2 separate regions of the Homo sapiens genome follow, and region 1 is linked to region 2. The links are chromatin loops, found by intact Hi-C in ENCODE. Cell type or tissue: Caco-2. All regions are shown on one strand.

Region 1 (8,000 bases), 230 kb before region 2:
TCTGTGCTTAAGCAGAGGACTTAATGGAATCGCTCAGGAAGGAGATTTGAAGCAGCAGGTAGGGGAGCACTTACGAAATGCTTCTCAGTGGAAGAGGCATCCAGGCTGAGCCCAAAAGGGTGGGGAAAGGCTTTCCATGTTGAGAGAACATGGAAAGTGCAAAATCCTGCAAGCATTGAGAACTTGCCTCTGTGGAGGAAGTACTAGCCCCATGGCTGGAATTTAGAATGGGATGGCCGGAGTAAAGAAAGACATAAGTGGAAATGACATCTTTCTTTGCTGGCTTCTTAGTCTCCAAGTGTCCACAACTTTCTGTAGAAATTTACTCCTTCTCCTGCTTTTCTGGTGCAGTTAACAATTCATATTTTAAGTCTTAAAATTGACTCCGTTGTGTTCCTTTCTCTTGCCTCTGCATTTACCACCTTGCCATGTCTTATTAAATTATCTGATATCTATTCCTTTTGTTATTTCCAATACCACATTTGGGGCATACTTTCATTCACCACAAGTCTAGACAAGAGCAATATCCCACCAGCCTACGGTTTTCAACCCACCTTCCCAAAACCCACATGCCACGCCAGGTCGTGGGTCTCCAGGACACAGGGCAAAAACTGGCATTTCACCCCACACACACATATGCAATACAAATGACACTGAAAACTGGGAGAGACATCTAGCCTTGCTGGCAACCAAAATAAATGCAGGCAATAAAGTTTTTACTTCTCAGACTTTGAAACAACCAGCAATACCCACTGCGGACAGAGATGTGGGAAATGGGCACGCACAGATTCTTTGGGGAGTCTAAACTGATAAAACTATTGTGGAAAGTAGTGCAGTCATGGGTATTGACATCCTTAAAAAGGTTCTTGTCCTTTCCCAGTAATTCCCCTTCAAAGTGTTTCCCCTTAGAAATAATCTGGGCTGGGCATGGTGGCTTGTACCTATAATCCCAGCTACTTGGTAGGGTGAGGCAGGAGGTCAGGAGTTCAAGACCAGCTTGGGCAAAATAGCGAGATCATGTCTCTTAAAAAATAATTAACAAATTAGCTGGGCACTGTGGCAGGTGCCTGTAGTCCCGAGCTACTTTGGAGGATGAGGTGGGAGGATCCTCACAAGACATATAGGATGCTTATTATAGCATAATCAAAAACAGAAAACAAACTATATAACAATTATCAATTGGTTTAATAGCTACGGAATATATATGAGATATATATATATGAATACCACTCAGCTAATAGACATGATACTGTAGATATACATTTATTGACATTAAAAAAATGTCAATATGGGCTGGGCATGGTGACTCACGCCTGTAATCTCAGCACTTTGGGAGGCCAAGGTGGGCGGATCACTTGAGCCAAGGAGTTCAAGACCAACCTGGGCAACATGGTGAGACTTCGTCTTTACCAAAAATACAGAAATATAGCCAGGTGTGGTGATGCATGCCTATGGTCCCACCAGCTACTTGGGAGGCTGAGGTGGGAGGATTGCTTAAGCATGGGGGCAGAGGTTGCATGAGCCAATATTGCACCACTGCACTCCAGCTTGGTTGACAGAGTGAGACCCTCTCTCAAAAAAAATAAATAAATAAAAAATCAATACGAATACACGCATTATTTATATGTGTGGGTTTATATGTGTATATGTATATACATGCTTATATATAAAGTGAAAAAGCCTCTAGGCAATTAAAAAAAAAAGCCTGGGTAGTATGGTCTCATTTTGTAAATATCTACATATGAGTAACCCAAGTAAATTCCATAGCCAAATCTTGCCGCAATATGATAACTAAAGAAAAATAATCCATATATTAGAAAAACAGAAAAGGTTTACATCAAAGTAACACAGACCTGAAACTAACAGTGAATTCTTACTTAGACCAAAGGAGATCCAATGTTTCACCCCAAACAATACTTCTTATGCCCTCTTTTGCCCTTTTCTTTCTAATCTCTTACTATCTTACAACCTGATGCTGCACAGAATCCTTCATCTTCCTCTGTTCTTCTCTCTCCACCACCCACAAAAAATCTGACTCATGTTTCTTTCCTCACTCCTGTTTCTATAGAGGCCTCTACTCCTATTTTTTCCCCTCACTCTACTGCAAGGCAGCTACATTCCTCTCCAAAGGCTATTCTGGTCTTCAGTGATCTCCAAACTGATAAACTGGGGAAGGGAAAGGGAGAGAAGAGAGATGGGAAAAGGGAGGGAGGAGGTATAGAGTAACCTCGCCCTCTGGGACAGTTCCCAGATGGCAATATAAAAATATTAGTTATGTCTACTGAATAAAGATTCTTGGAAATAATTCATTTTCATGATCAAATGTGGCTGGCACAAAACTCATAAAGACAGAATAGATTAGAGGTCACCAAGGGCTAGGAGAAAGGAGGAAGGAGTTACTGCTTAATGGGTACAGAGTGTCTGTTTGGGGTGATGAAAAAGTTTTGGAATAGTGGTGATGGTGGGGACTATAGTAAATAATAATGTATTACATATTTCAAAATAGGTAAAAGAGGATTTTAAAAGTTCTCTGCACAAAATGATAAATATTTGAGGTCACAGATAAGCTAATTAGCCTGACTTGCTCACTCCACTATGAATACACTTGTCAGAACATCACATTGTATCCCATAAATATAATTATTATTTGTCAGTCAAAAGAAAAATTAAAAATAGTTTAAAATGTCTGGACACAGAATAAAAAATGTGTTTTAAATCATTAAAATGGCAAATTTTATAAGATATTTATATTTGTGTGTATACACACACACACACATATACATACACACACACATATATATACACCACAATTTTTCTTTTTTTTTTTTTTTTTTTTTTGAGACAGAGTCTGGTTGTGTTGCCCAGGCTAGAGTGCAGTGGTTCAATCTCAGCTCACTGCAACCTCTACCTCCCAAGTTCAAGCAATTCTCCTGCCTCAGCCTCCCGAGTAGCCAGGATTACAGGCATGTGCCACCACGTCCAGCTAATTTTTGTATATTTAGTAGAGACAGGGTTTCACCACGTGGCCAGGCTGGTGTCGAACTCCTGACCTCAAGTGATCTGCCTACCTCAGTCTCCCAAAGTGCTGAGATTACAGGCGTGAGCCACCACACCTGTCCTATTAACCACAATTTTAAAAAGGGAGGTCTGGCACAGACTTTGCTCTTTTGCCTCCTTTGTCCTTTCTTCCTGTCCAGAGTACAGATCATGCCCAAATCACATAAGAACCATCTAGAGACCAAGAGGTAATTAGCAAGAGGATGAAAGCAACATAGTATTCATGATGACAAAGTAGAAAAATAGCCTCGGGGTCCCTGTGGCACTAGCAGCCTCACAGTCCAAGCCGACTTCCCCCAGGTTTTTTATTATGAAAGAAAAATGAAGTCTTCTTTGCTTAAGGTACTTAGCAAATTTTCCATTACTTGCTGCTAAATACACTCCTAATAGATACAGCTCCCTGTTGCCTACTCACAGAAATGCCTAGCAAGGCGTCTAAGACCCTTCCCAGTCTTGCCCCCACCTCCCTTTGCAGATTTCTCTCACCCTTTTTTCTCATAAGAACTCGACTCCAACTTTGCTTTCTCTAAACAGAATGTTCACCACCCTGCTCTGTGTCATCGCTCACGGCAGCTCCCTACTTTGCATGCCCTCCCCCGACCACCTTTGCTTAGCTACTCTTCAGCTCCACCTCTCCCAGAAACACTTTACCTTGCTCCAGCAAGAAGTAAAATGCTCCTTCTTCTGAAATTCAAAGAGCGCTATTTGTATGCCATCTATCACCAGTATCCAATCCATCAGCAAGTCTTTTCAGACCTATTTTCATACTGCATCTCCCCAAAAACCACTTCCAGACATGACTACTCATATTATCTACTGCACACCACTTTTAGCTCTCATATGGATACCCAAAATGGCCCTGATCTGGCCTACGTATTCCATTCTTACCCCTCTCCCTCTGGTCCATTTCTAACACAGGTGCCAGAATAATCTTTTTTAAAATGTTAAGTCAGATCATGTCATTTCCTGCTCAGACCCTCCAGATGGCTTCCCAACGTCCTTGGAATAAAATCCAAATTCCTTTCCGTGAACCACCTGCCCAGCACCTCACAATGTGGTCCATTCTCCCTCTTCAACTCCATTTTTGCTCCTTTCCACCTGTTCACTCTCACTCAGCCATGTTAGCCATCCTCTGTTCCTTGACAGCGCCAGTCTAATTCCAGACTTAAGGCATTTGCACTTGGCATTCCCTCTGCCTGGAATGATCTCCTCCCAAATCTATACATAACTCATTCCCTAACTTTTCTGCTTCAATGTCATCACCCCAGATAGGCCTTCCCAGACCACCTTACCTAAGATAGATGACCCAAACACACTATCTAACCTTCATTATGCTTTGTCTTTGTAGCATTTACCTGACCCTGAGTTTATATATACATGTATTTTTTAAATTTTCTTGTTTATTATGTAACTCCCCTCTGGATCGTCAGCTCTGGCAGAGCAGGGGCTGTGTTCCGTCCATCACTGTGTCTCTAGCACCTGCCACAGTGCCTGGCACATAGTAGGTGTGGCTACTGTAACTCCTTCCTGTTTGTTTACAATCTGAGTACCTGCTTCATTATGGCCACTAGGTGGATATCTACAACTTGAAGTCACATCCAATGTTTCCTCCAGTTCTTCCTCCTTCTCCTGCCTCCTCCATCCTGCCATTCACCCTCTATACCTATTACAAAGCATAGAACATCGAAATATTGGAAAAATGAAAGAGCTTTTCATTTCTGGTTTTATTTTAAGTGTATCAGCAATCTCTTTCTTAATATGTAATCTTACCTAAGCTAACAAAAATTGTCTTCCACCAATATTTAATTACTCTTCCACAAAATGGTAAAAACTCGATATCGCTTCTTTCCATTTATATAAGGTCTTACATTTTAAATAATTTTGATACTAATGACTATATCATTTTATTCTATTTTTCTTTCATTAGAGAAAGTGAAGTTCTATTTTTTATTTTTATTTTATTTTGAGACAGAGTCTCATTCTTGTCACCCAGGCTGGAGTGCAGTGGTGTGATCTTGGCTTACTGCAACCTCTGCCTCCTAGGTTCAAGCGATGCTCCTGCCTCAGCCTCCCAAGTAGCTGGGAGCTCACCACCATGCCCAGCTAATTTTTGTACTTTTAGTAGAGACGGGGTTTCACCATGTTGGCCAGGCTGGTCTTGAACTCCTGACCTCAGATGATCCGCCCCCCTCGGCCTCCCAAAGTGCTGGGATTATAGGCATGAGCCACCGCAACCAACTGAAGTTCTATTTTTCAATTTCATTAGAAAAAGCAAAGCCACTTTGAATCCTTCTTGCAAATAGACATAAATATATTTTTAAATACAAAAGATAGTTTAAAAATCTTAACAAATAATGGTGTACTATTTAAAAGAACAGAATCACTAGCAACCACGAGCCCTTACACACAAATATTTGTTAGCTTCTCTTTCTATTTCTGCTTGGAATCATTCCACTAGCTGACTGCTACTGAAATCTAATTTTCCAAGTTTCTTAAGAATACCCTTTCAATGCCAAGTCTCATTCCAAACAGCAAATCTCATTGACCTACGCCCATGACTGAAGTTCTAATGACTAAAATCCTTCAGCAGCGCTACTATTTCAGATCAAGTTATTAAAACTATAGTTCCCCTCAAATGCACATTGATTAGTGAAAGAAGCCAGCCTGACTGGCAACACACTGTAGGATTCTATACGACAATCTGAAAAAGGCAAAAATATAGAGGGTAGAAAGATCAGTGGTTGAATGTACTATCACTAAATTCTACACTTAAAAATGGTAAAAATGGCAAGTTTTATGTCATGTATACTTTACCATAATTTGTTTGTTTGCTTTTTGAGACAGTCTTGCTCTGTCACCCAGGCTGAAGTGCAGTGTTGTGATATCTGCTAACTGCCACCTCCACCTCCTGGTTCGAGAGATCCTCCCAACTCAGCCTCCTGGGTAGCTGGAACTACAGGCACACACTGCTATGCCCAGCTAATTTTTTGTTTTAGTTTTTGTTTTGTTTTGTTTTGTTTTTTGTTTTTTTTTTTTAGTAGAGATGGGGTTTCACCATTTCGGCCAGTCTGGTCTCAAACTCCTGACCTCAAGTGATCCACTCACCTTGGCCTCTCAAAGTGCAGGGATTACAGGCATGAGCCACTGTTCCTGGCTGGTTTTACCATAATTTGTTGAAGGGCAAAAAAAAAAAAAAAAAAAAAAAAAAGAGCAAGTGTCAGAGGTGCAGGATGAGAGGTGAGGAGGAGTAATAGGTAAATCACAGGGTGGGTTTTAGAGTGGTAAAATTATTTTGTATAATACCATAGCCAAGAAAGCCATGAATGCATAAGCACGTGCATGTGTCAAAATACACGGAGCTGTCAAACACAGAGAGTGAACCCTAATATAAACCGTGGATTTAAGGCCCAGCATGGTGGCTCACACCTGTAATTCCAGCACTTTGGGAGGCCGAGGCAGGCGGATCACTTTGAGCTCAGGAGTTCGAGACCAGCTTGGGCAACATGGTAAAACCCCATCTCTACAAAAAACACAAAAATTAGCTGGGCGTGGTGGCTTGCACCTGTGGTCCCAACTACTTGAGAGGCTAAGGCTGGAGAATAGCTTGAGCTAGGAAGCAGAGGTTGCAGTGAGCCGAGATCAGGCCACTGCACTCCAGCCCGGGTGACAGAGTGAAATCCTGTCTCAAAAATAAATAAATAAATAAATAAACAAACAAACAAACAAACAAACTATGGACTTTAGTTAATAAGAATGTACCAGTATTGGCTCACCAATTGTAAGAAATGTACCATACAAATGTAAGATGTTAATAACAGAGGAATCTGAAGGAAGGCGGGGAGAGTATATGGGAACACTGTACTTTCTGCTCAATTTTCTGTAAACAAAAAACTGCTCTAAAAATAAAGTCTATCAATTAAAAAATAAGAAACAAAACTTAGTTCCTGTTTTGGTCATAAATGTCTAATTAAAGAGAAGTTTTCTTAAAAAAAAAAAAAAGTCCTTCGTGCCAAATTGCCAAATTGTAGATCTAGGTAAATATTACCTTAATTGCATGTTCATATTTCTTCTTTGTGGATGAGTTTTCTATTTAATAAGTACCTCTATCTTTAAACATCAGACAGCTCATTGGAGACAGATATTTATTAAATGCCCATTCTTTGCAAGGCTATGTAGTAGGCATTAATATACTTTTAAATAAATAAAGCAAAATCTTGTATTGCAAATCACGCTTGGGAAGAGGGAAGAGGAAAGAAAGATTTCCATGGGATTTCCCTGGATGGTTTTTTCAGGGTACACAGGTCACCTTGCTCCTGAATCATTCTTCTCAGCAATCTCAAAGGAAACTGGGACTCTCTCTCCTATCTTTTGTACATTTTTATGGATTCCTTGGCTTCTCTCTACAGCAAGAAGATAATTTCCTAGAGCAAACAGCCACATTGATATTCATGGGATAAACGGTTTGTAACGGAACAGCAACACCCCGCTAATGTAAATTTCATACACAGCTTCCAAAAGGTTAAACAATGCCGCTTAGCTCTACTGTGCCCGGAAAGCAAATGACAGCAGGAGGCTCAACCTTGGCACCAACCTTGGCAGGAGGCTCAACCAGGCTGAGTCCTCAAACAGAAATTTCTTTCAGTAACAAGGTCTTGCTCTCTGCTTGGGAGAGATGTTCAGTGCCCTGTAACAGTCTAAGTCCCCTGGAAACTAACAACTCAGACACAAACAAGCCCCATTCAACTTTCTCAACTCAAAAAGGAAAGACCACAGGCAAAGAATGAGGGAAAAGCAAAGACAGAAATATTTTCAAGTTTTCTTTATGAGTACATATTTTTAAACAGCTTTCCCACATATGCTTGCTGAATACCTTTATCCTCTCCACTGTTCCTTTACTCAATGCTCTGACTCCATCCTCTCACATTCAGACAGTATTTATTGAG
Region 2 (8,000 bases):
CATAGGGTGACAGTATCTAACTTCCTTTGAGAAGGACCACTGTGGTTGCTAGATTGAGAAGCAGGAAGACCTGTCAGGAGACTATGGAAAGATTCCAGAAGAGATGGGTTAGCAGTGGAAGTGGTCAATGAACTTTCCTCACTCAACCTAGAGTAGCCAGATGTGATGGCTCACAGCTGTAATCCCTGGACTTTGGGAGGCCAAGGCGGGAGGACTGCTTGAGCCCAGGAGCTCAGGGCAACATAGTGAGACCCTGTCTCTACAAAAAAAAAAAAAAAAGAAAGAAAAAGAAAAATTAGCCAGGCATGCTGGCATGCAACTTGTAGTCCCAGCTACTAAAGAGGCTGAGGCAGGAGAATGGCTTGAGCCAAGGAGGTGGAGAAGGTGGAGCAAACAGGATTTCCTGTAGGATATGAGGAGAAAGGGCCTAAGATGACTCCAAGGATTTCGGCCTGAGCCACGGGAAGAGCTGGAGGTTCCAGCCAATTAAGACAAGGAGAGCTGCAAAGGCTGGGCTCAGTGGCTCACACCTGTAATCCTAACACCTTGGGAGGCCAAGGCAGGTGGATCACCTGAGGTCAGGAGTTCAAGACCAACCTGGCCAACATGGCAAAACCCTGTCTCTACTAAAAATACAAAAATTTAGCCAGGCATGGTCGTGGGTGCCTGTAATCTGAGCTACTCAGGAGGCTGAGCCAGGAGAATTGCTTGAACCCAGGAGGCAGAGGTTGGAGTGAGCCAAGATCGTGACACTGCACTCTAGTCTGGGCAACAGAGCAAGACTCCATCTCAAAAAAAACAAAAAACAAAAAACAAAAACCTGCATGACCACAGGTTTTAGAGGAAATATTCAGGGTTTTAAGTATGTTGAGTTTGACATGTCTTAGACCTGTGTGGAGACTGCTGGAGTTCAGGAGGGAGGTCTGAGCTAAAGATACAGTTACAAGTTACTGGCTTAGAAATGGTATTGGCTGGGTGCGGTGGCTCACGCCTGTAATCCCAGCACTTTGGGAGGCCGAGGTGGGCGGATCACGAGATCGAGACTGTGCTGGGTAACACGATGAAACCCCGTCTCTACTGAAAATACAAAAAATTAGCCAGGCGTGGTGGCAGGTGCCTGTAGTCCCAGCTACTCGGGAGGCTGAGGCAGGAGAATGGTGTGAACCTGGGAGGCGGAGCTTGCAGTGAGCTGAGATCGCGCCACTGCGCGACAGAGCGAGACTCCGCCTCAAAAAAAAAAAAATGGTATTTTAAAGCCAGGAGCCTGAATGAGGTAGGAATTCAAAGGATGAGATTCAAAGGAATGCCTGATGCTAAGGACTAGGTCCTGGGGCCTTCCAGCATCAAAAGATTAAAATGGGGACAAGCATGTTGACTCATGCAGGTAATCCCAACACTTTGGGAGACCGGGGCAGGCTGATAACTTAAGGTCAGGAGTTCCAGGTCAGCCTGGCCAACATGGTGAAACACCATCTCTACATAAGAATAAATTTTAAGGCCGGGTGTGGCGACTCACACCTGCAGTCTTAGCACTTTAGGAGACCAAGGCAGGCTGATCACTTGAGGTCAGGAGTTCCAGGCCAGCCTGGCCAACATGGTGAAACCCCGTCTCTACTAAAAACACAAAAATTGGCCGGGTGTGATGGCGCATGCCTGTAATCCCAGCTACTCAGGAGGCTGAGGCAGGAGAATTGCTTGAACCTGGGAGGCAGAGGTCGCAGTGAGCCGAGATCATGCCACTGCACTCCAGCTTGAGTGACAGAGCAAGACTCCGTCTCAAAAAAAAAAATTAATTAATTTTAAAAAAATTTGTTAAAGCTGAGGTGGAAATTAGCCGGGCGTGGTGGCGGGCGCCTATAGTCCCAGCTACTCAGGAGGCTGAGGCAGGAGAATGGCGTGAACCTGGGAGGCGGAGCTTGCAGTGAGCCGAGATCGCACCACTGCACTCCAGCCTGGGCGAGAGAGCGAGACTCCGTCTTAAAAAAAAAAAAAAAAAAAAATGCTGAGGTGGAAGAGGCACCAATACAGAAATGGAAGCAGCCCAAGGAGGTAAGAGAAAAAGCAAAAAGGTCCTAGAAGCCAAGTGAAGCAAACGCATCAAAGAACAGGCAGCAATCATGAGTCAAATGCTGCAAAGGAAAGGAATAAGATTTGTCATAGACTGAGCAAGCTGGAGATTATCAGTGAGCCCCAGTACTTTATACTGCAGTAAAAAGTTTACAAGAAGGAAAATCAGGAGATAATTGAATACAGGAAACACTTTCAAGGAGTTTGCATGGAGAAAAGCAGTTGGACTTGAGTGCCTATAGTACCAGCCATTTGGGAGGCTAAGCGGGAGGGATCACTTGAGCCCAGGAGTTTGAGGCTGCAGTGAGATATGGTAGTACTACTGCATTCCAGCCTGAGTGACAGAGTGAGTCCCCATCTTCCAAAAAAAAAATAAAAGTTTTGCAAAAATGGAAGGAGAAAATCCTGGGTGTTTTTTTTTTAAGTGATAAAAATAACAGCATGTTTGTATGATCTGGAGACAATCAAGGGGAAGAAAGGGAAAATTTGCTGGGGCAACAAGTAAACAGAGGAGTGTGATCCTTTGTCCAAGTAGAAGGTTCTAATTCACAACCAGGGATAGCCTGTTGGTGCACACGCTAAGTGGGCACATATGTCTGGGGAAACTCCAGGTTGATTGCTTCCTCAGTGAAAAAGGAAACAGTTAAAAGTTAGCAGTAAGGGCCGGGCACGGTGGCTCATGCCTGTAATCCCAGCACTTTGGGAGGCTGAGGCAGGCGGATCACTGGAGGTCGGGAGTTCGAGACCAGCCTGACCAACACAGAGAAACCCTGTCTCTACTAAAAATACAAAATTAGCCGGGCGTGGTGGTACATGCTTGTAATCCCAGCTACTCAGGAGGCTGAGGCATGAGAATCACTTGAACCCGGGAGGCGGAGATTGTGGTTAGCAGTAAGGATGGGGAAGAGGTTTGGGGAATTTGAAGAGAGCTTTAGGAGAGCAAATGAAGTAAGGACAAATGTTCCACCATCTGGCAGCACTCAGGTATCACTGGAAGTAGGAGGTCATGTGGTTGATGCTCTGCAGCTACCTGCAGGTGCAGGCTATGGGGGAGGAAGAGGACTCACATCAGCAGATAACTTCTTAATCTTCCCATGTATTTCTCTAAAATCATTTCCACTTCAAAGGCATTTAATGGCTTGCCAGTGCCTTTAAGGCAAAGTCCAAACTCTAAAAGCTGCCCACCTTCCCAGGCTGGTCACACCCTATCACTCTAAGCTTCACAAAGTTCCAAACAAACCAAATTGCTTATACTCACTAATCTTTGCAAGCTCAATAATTTCTAACACATGAGACTACTACAAACCTTCAAAAATCAGCAGCCCAGCCTGAGCAACAGAGTGAGTCCCCATCTCTACAAAAAATAAAAATAAAAAAATTAGCTGTGCATGGTTGCACAAGTGTGTGGTCCCAACTACCTGGAAGGCTGAGATTGAAGGATCAATTGAGCAGGGGTCAAGGCTGCAAGGAGCTGTGATTGCACCCCTGCATTCCAGCCTGGGCAGCAGAACCAGACCCTTTCTCTCTCTCTCTCTTTTTCTTTATTTTTATTTTTATTTTTTGAGACAAAGTTTCACTTTTGTTGCCCAGGCTGGAGTGCAATGGCTCGATCTCGGCCCACTGCAACCTCCGCCTCCCGGGTTAAAGCGATTCTCCTGTGTCAGCTGGAATTACAGGCATGTGCCACCACACCCAGCTAATTTTTTGTATTTTTAGTAGAGACAGGGTTTCACCATGTTAGCAAGGATGGTCTCCATCTCCCAACCTCAGGTGATCTGCCTGCCTCGGCCTCCCAAAGTGCTGGGATTACAGGCGTGAGCCACCACTCCCGGTGAGCAAGACCCGTTCTCAAAACAAAACAGCCGGATGTATAATCCCAGCACTTTGGGAGGCCGAGGTAGACAGATCACTTGAGGTCAGGAGTTCCAGACCAGCCTGGCCAACATGGTGAAACCCCAACTGTACTAAAAATACAAAAAAATTAGCCAGGCATGGTTGCGGGTGCTTCTAGTCCCAACTACTCAGGAGGCTGAGGCAGGAGAATTGCTTGAACTTGGGAGGTGGAGGTTGCAGTGAGCTGAGATGGAGCCACTGCACCCCAGCCTGGGTGACAGAGCAAGATTCTGTCTCAAAAAGCAAAACAAAAAGTCAGCAGCAAGGCTGGGTGCTGTGGCTTACACCTGTAGGCCCAGCCCTTTGGGAGGCCGATGCAAGTGGATTGCTTGAGCCCAGAAGTTTGAGACCAGCCTGGGCAACATAGCGAAACCGTATCTCTACAAAAAAAATTTTTTTAATTAGCCGGGCATGGTGATGCACTCCTGTAGTCCCAGCTACTCAGGAGGCTGGGGTGGGAGGATCGCTTGGGCCCAGGAGTTCAAGGTTACAGTGAGCTATGATTGAGCCACTGCACTCCAGCCTGTGTAACAAAGCAAGACTCTGTCATAAAAGTCAGCAGCCAGTACTAGGCTTCTGCTTTACTGCACATTATCTTTATATGGGCTTTTTTTTTACATTTTTTTTTTTGAGACAGAGTTTTCTGGCTCACTTCATCCTCCACCTCCCAGGCTCAATCCATCCTCCTGCCTCAGCCTCCCCAGTAACTGAGACTGCAAGCATGTGCCACCACACTCAGCAAATTTTTCTATTATTTTTCAGGCGGATCTCACTATGTCGCCTAGGCTGGTCTCAGATTCCTGGGCTCAAGCAATCCCCCTGCTTCAGACTCCCAGAGCACTGGGATTATAGGCATGAGCCACCACGCCCCCTAATATTTTTACTTTAAAAATTATAAAACTACTAACAGAGCTATGCCCTCAACACATTTCCATATTATTACACAATACCCATCTTACAGATAAGGAGAAGCTCACCAAAAGTATGTATTGCGCCTAAAGTCACAGTTTCAAGCCAGCCTGAATAAATACGGCTTAACACAAATGTACCACACAATTTTCTGCAGTTTTAGTTTTTCCTCCTATTTCTCACACTAAACTTGCCCAGGCAAAGTTTAAATAAGGCCACTATGGCAGTCCATGATTCCATTGAAATAAAAGCCAATTTCTCAGGAAATCCAAAAAACTCTGTTTTATGTAAATTTCCCCTAAATTTCTTGGCTCAATCATTATTGTCCTTATATCTCATATAAAACTACGAAAGTCCAAGCAACTATATCCTGATTTTCTCTTTGTCATAAGTTTCCAGAGGACCGCACTTACCGGTTAGTTAGAAGGCGGTTTTCCAGCTTCTCCTCCCTCCTCCTGGTCTGTTTGTAGCCCTCCTCCAAAGATCTTTATAGATTAAGACTACTTTCTCCCAGAATTCCATTCTTTATCTCTTTGCCACACCTTTACATAAGAATACGGGGAAGCACGTTTGAACATTACATTTCTCCAGTTGGCTGATCTTTTTACTGGATTTGATCCACTTACAAATTTAAACAGATTACAGGGAGATTGTTACAGTACTTGTTCTCTACTGGGCATTTGTTTTGTTTTGTTTTTGTTTTTGTTTTTGTTTTGAGATGGAGTCTTGCTCCGTCCGTCGCCCAGGTTGGAGTGCAGTGGCCCAATCTCGGCTCACTGCAACCTCCACCTCCCGCGTTTAAGCGATTCTCCTGCCTCAGCCTCCTGAGTAGCTGGAACTAAAGCACTCGCTACCATGCCTGGCTAATTTTTGTATTTTTAGTAGAGTCGGGGTTTCACCATGTTGGCCAGGCTGGTCTCTAACTCCTGACCTCCAGTGATCCACCCCTCCCTGACCTCCTAAAGTGCCGTGATTACAGGCGGGAGCCACCACGCTCTGCTGGGCTATTTTTAAAGATTCAGCCAAGATCTGGATGTTAGGTCAGACTCCAGGCTTGAAAAACTATACAGACTTTGTGAACGCTGGTGCAGGAAAGGACTTTAAACTACCTGGGGCCAAGTTTCTCAATTTATAGTGAATAAACCAAGGTCCAAACAGTGGAATAGAGTGTGGGACCCACAGAAGCCACTGGGGGCAGAGGCAGAAATAAAAGCCAGGTTAACTTTTCCTATTCCACTGTTCTTGTTACGCAACAAACATTACTTCAATAAATATTTATTGAGCACCCCATGCTAAGAATGGAACACTTAGATTTTTCTTTCTTTCTTTCTTTCTTTTTTTTCTTAGACACGGTCTTGTTCTGTTGCCCAGGCTGGAGTGCAGTAGCACATTCATGGTTCACTGCAGCCTTGACTTCCTGGGCTCAAGCGATCCTTCTGCCTCAGCCTCCTGAGTAGCTCAAGCACTCGTCCCGCCTTGGCCTGCTAAAGTTCTGGGATTATGTGTGTGAGCCACCATGCCCAGCCTTCTTATTCATTCTTTCTATTTTTTTTTTTAACCCATTAAGCATTCTCACCCCCAAGAACAAGGTGTACGTTCTTGGCACCTTTGTCGAAAATGAGTTCACCGTAGGTGTGGCATGGGGCTTTTACCAGATGGGATTAGAGAAGTTTTTAAAGAACTCTGTACACTCCCAAACCAAGACCACCACAGGACCTGGACACCAAATTGAACTGCTCATGACAGTAAGTAACGACTATGTAAAACGTATGCTGAGTTCTATCAAAACCTTTATCAAAACGTTGTGCTAGTGGTGGGCATTGTGGCTTTAAAAAATGTTGACTCTGCTTAATAATGATATATGTTGATAAAATGCCAACTTTTTATTGGGAACTATGACATGGAAATATTTTCAAGAAATATGGCTGGGATGGCTGGGTGTGGTGGTTCACACCTATAATCCCAGAACTTTAGAGGCTGAGGTGGGAGGATCACTTGAAGCCAAGAGTTCTAGTCCAGCCTAGCCGACATGGTGAACTTAGTATTTAGTATTTTATTGTATTTTATTTATTTTTGAGACAAAGTCTCGCTCTGTTGCCTAGGCTGGAGTGCAGTGACACAATTTCAGCTCACTGCAACCTCCACCTCCCAGGTTCAAGTGATTCTCCTGCCTCAGCCTCCCTAGTAGCTAGAACTACAGGCTTTTGCCACCACACCTGGCTAATTTTTATATTTTTAGTAGAGATGGGGTTTCACCATGTTGGCCAGGCTGGTCTCTAATTCCTAACCTCAGGTGTTCCACCCACCTCAGCCTCCCAAAGTGCTGGGATTACAAGTGTGAGCCACTGGGCCCGGCCAGTATTTAGTATTTAGACACTACTAAAAAAAGAAAAAAATTAACTGGCAGTTGTAGCACATGCCTGTAATTCCAGTTACTCTGAACGCTGAGCCACAAGAATTGTTTGAACCCAGGAGGCAGAGGTTGCAATGAGCCAAGACGGCACCACTGCACTACAGCCTGGGTGACAGAATGAGACTCTGTTTAAAAATAAAAAGAAAAGAAGTATTTCCAGGAAATATTAAATTAGGCCAGGCATGGTGGCAGGTGTCTGTAGTCCCAGCTACTAGAGAGGCTGAGGCAGGAGGATCACTTGAGCCCAGAGTTCGAGGCTGCAGTGAGCCGTGATTGCAACACTGCACTCCAGCCTGGGTGACAGAGGGAGACGCTGTCTCAAAAAAATACAAAAACAAACAAAAAAGAAATACTAGATCAAAAAAACAACAACACGGTGGCTCATGCCTGTTATCTCAGCACTTTAGGAGGCTGAGGTGGGAAGATCACTGAGTCCAGGAGTTTGAGACCAACCGGGGCAATGCAGTGAGACCTTGCATCTACGAAAAACAAAAATAGCTGAGTGTGGTGGCGTGTGCCTATAGTCCCAGATACTTGAGAGGCTGAGGTGAGAGGAAAACACAATTTAAAACACACACAAACACACACACACAACCACCACCACCTAGTTTATAGGAATCCATTTTTGCAAAAATGCTACAACAAAATGACACATATGTATGTATATATGTATATGTACCTATACGGAAAAGTTACAGGAAAGAATCTACGAAACTAG

Evidence for each region. A loop is a pair of places that touch in the nucleus more often than their neighbours do. Peaks named below come from ENCODE experiments on the same cell type or tissue, not always from the same donor. Only the 100,000 strongest peaks of a DNase experiment are listed, where the experiment ranks them.
Region 1: it touches region 2 in a loop (20-fold over the local background); 1 of 110 quality-filtered maps calls a loop at or near these places.

Annotation. Positions count from the first base shown.
Region 1 is chr5:156,831,506-156,839,505 of GRCh38, forward strand. No RefSeq gene overlaps it. Among named protein-coding and RNA genes, the nearest start is that of PPP1R2B, 15 kb to the right of the region's middle. In Caco-2, a CTCF peak has its summit at 4,634 (motif pointing right); no DNase peak of the experiment used is centred here.
Region 2 is chr5:157,064,077-157,072,076 of GRCh38, forward strand. It overlaps a transcript of HAVCR1 not described here. Among named protein-coding and RNA genes, the nearest start is that of HAVCR1, 9.0 kb to the left of the region's middle. In Caco-2, no CTCF peak of the experiment used is centred here; DNase peaks (open chromatin) are centred at 1,395, 3,112 and 6,015.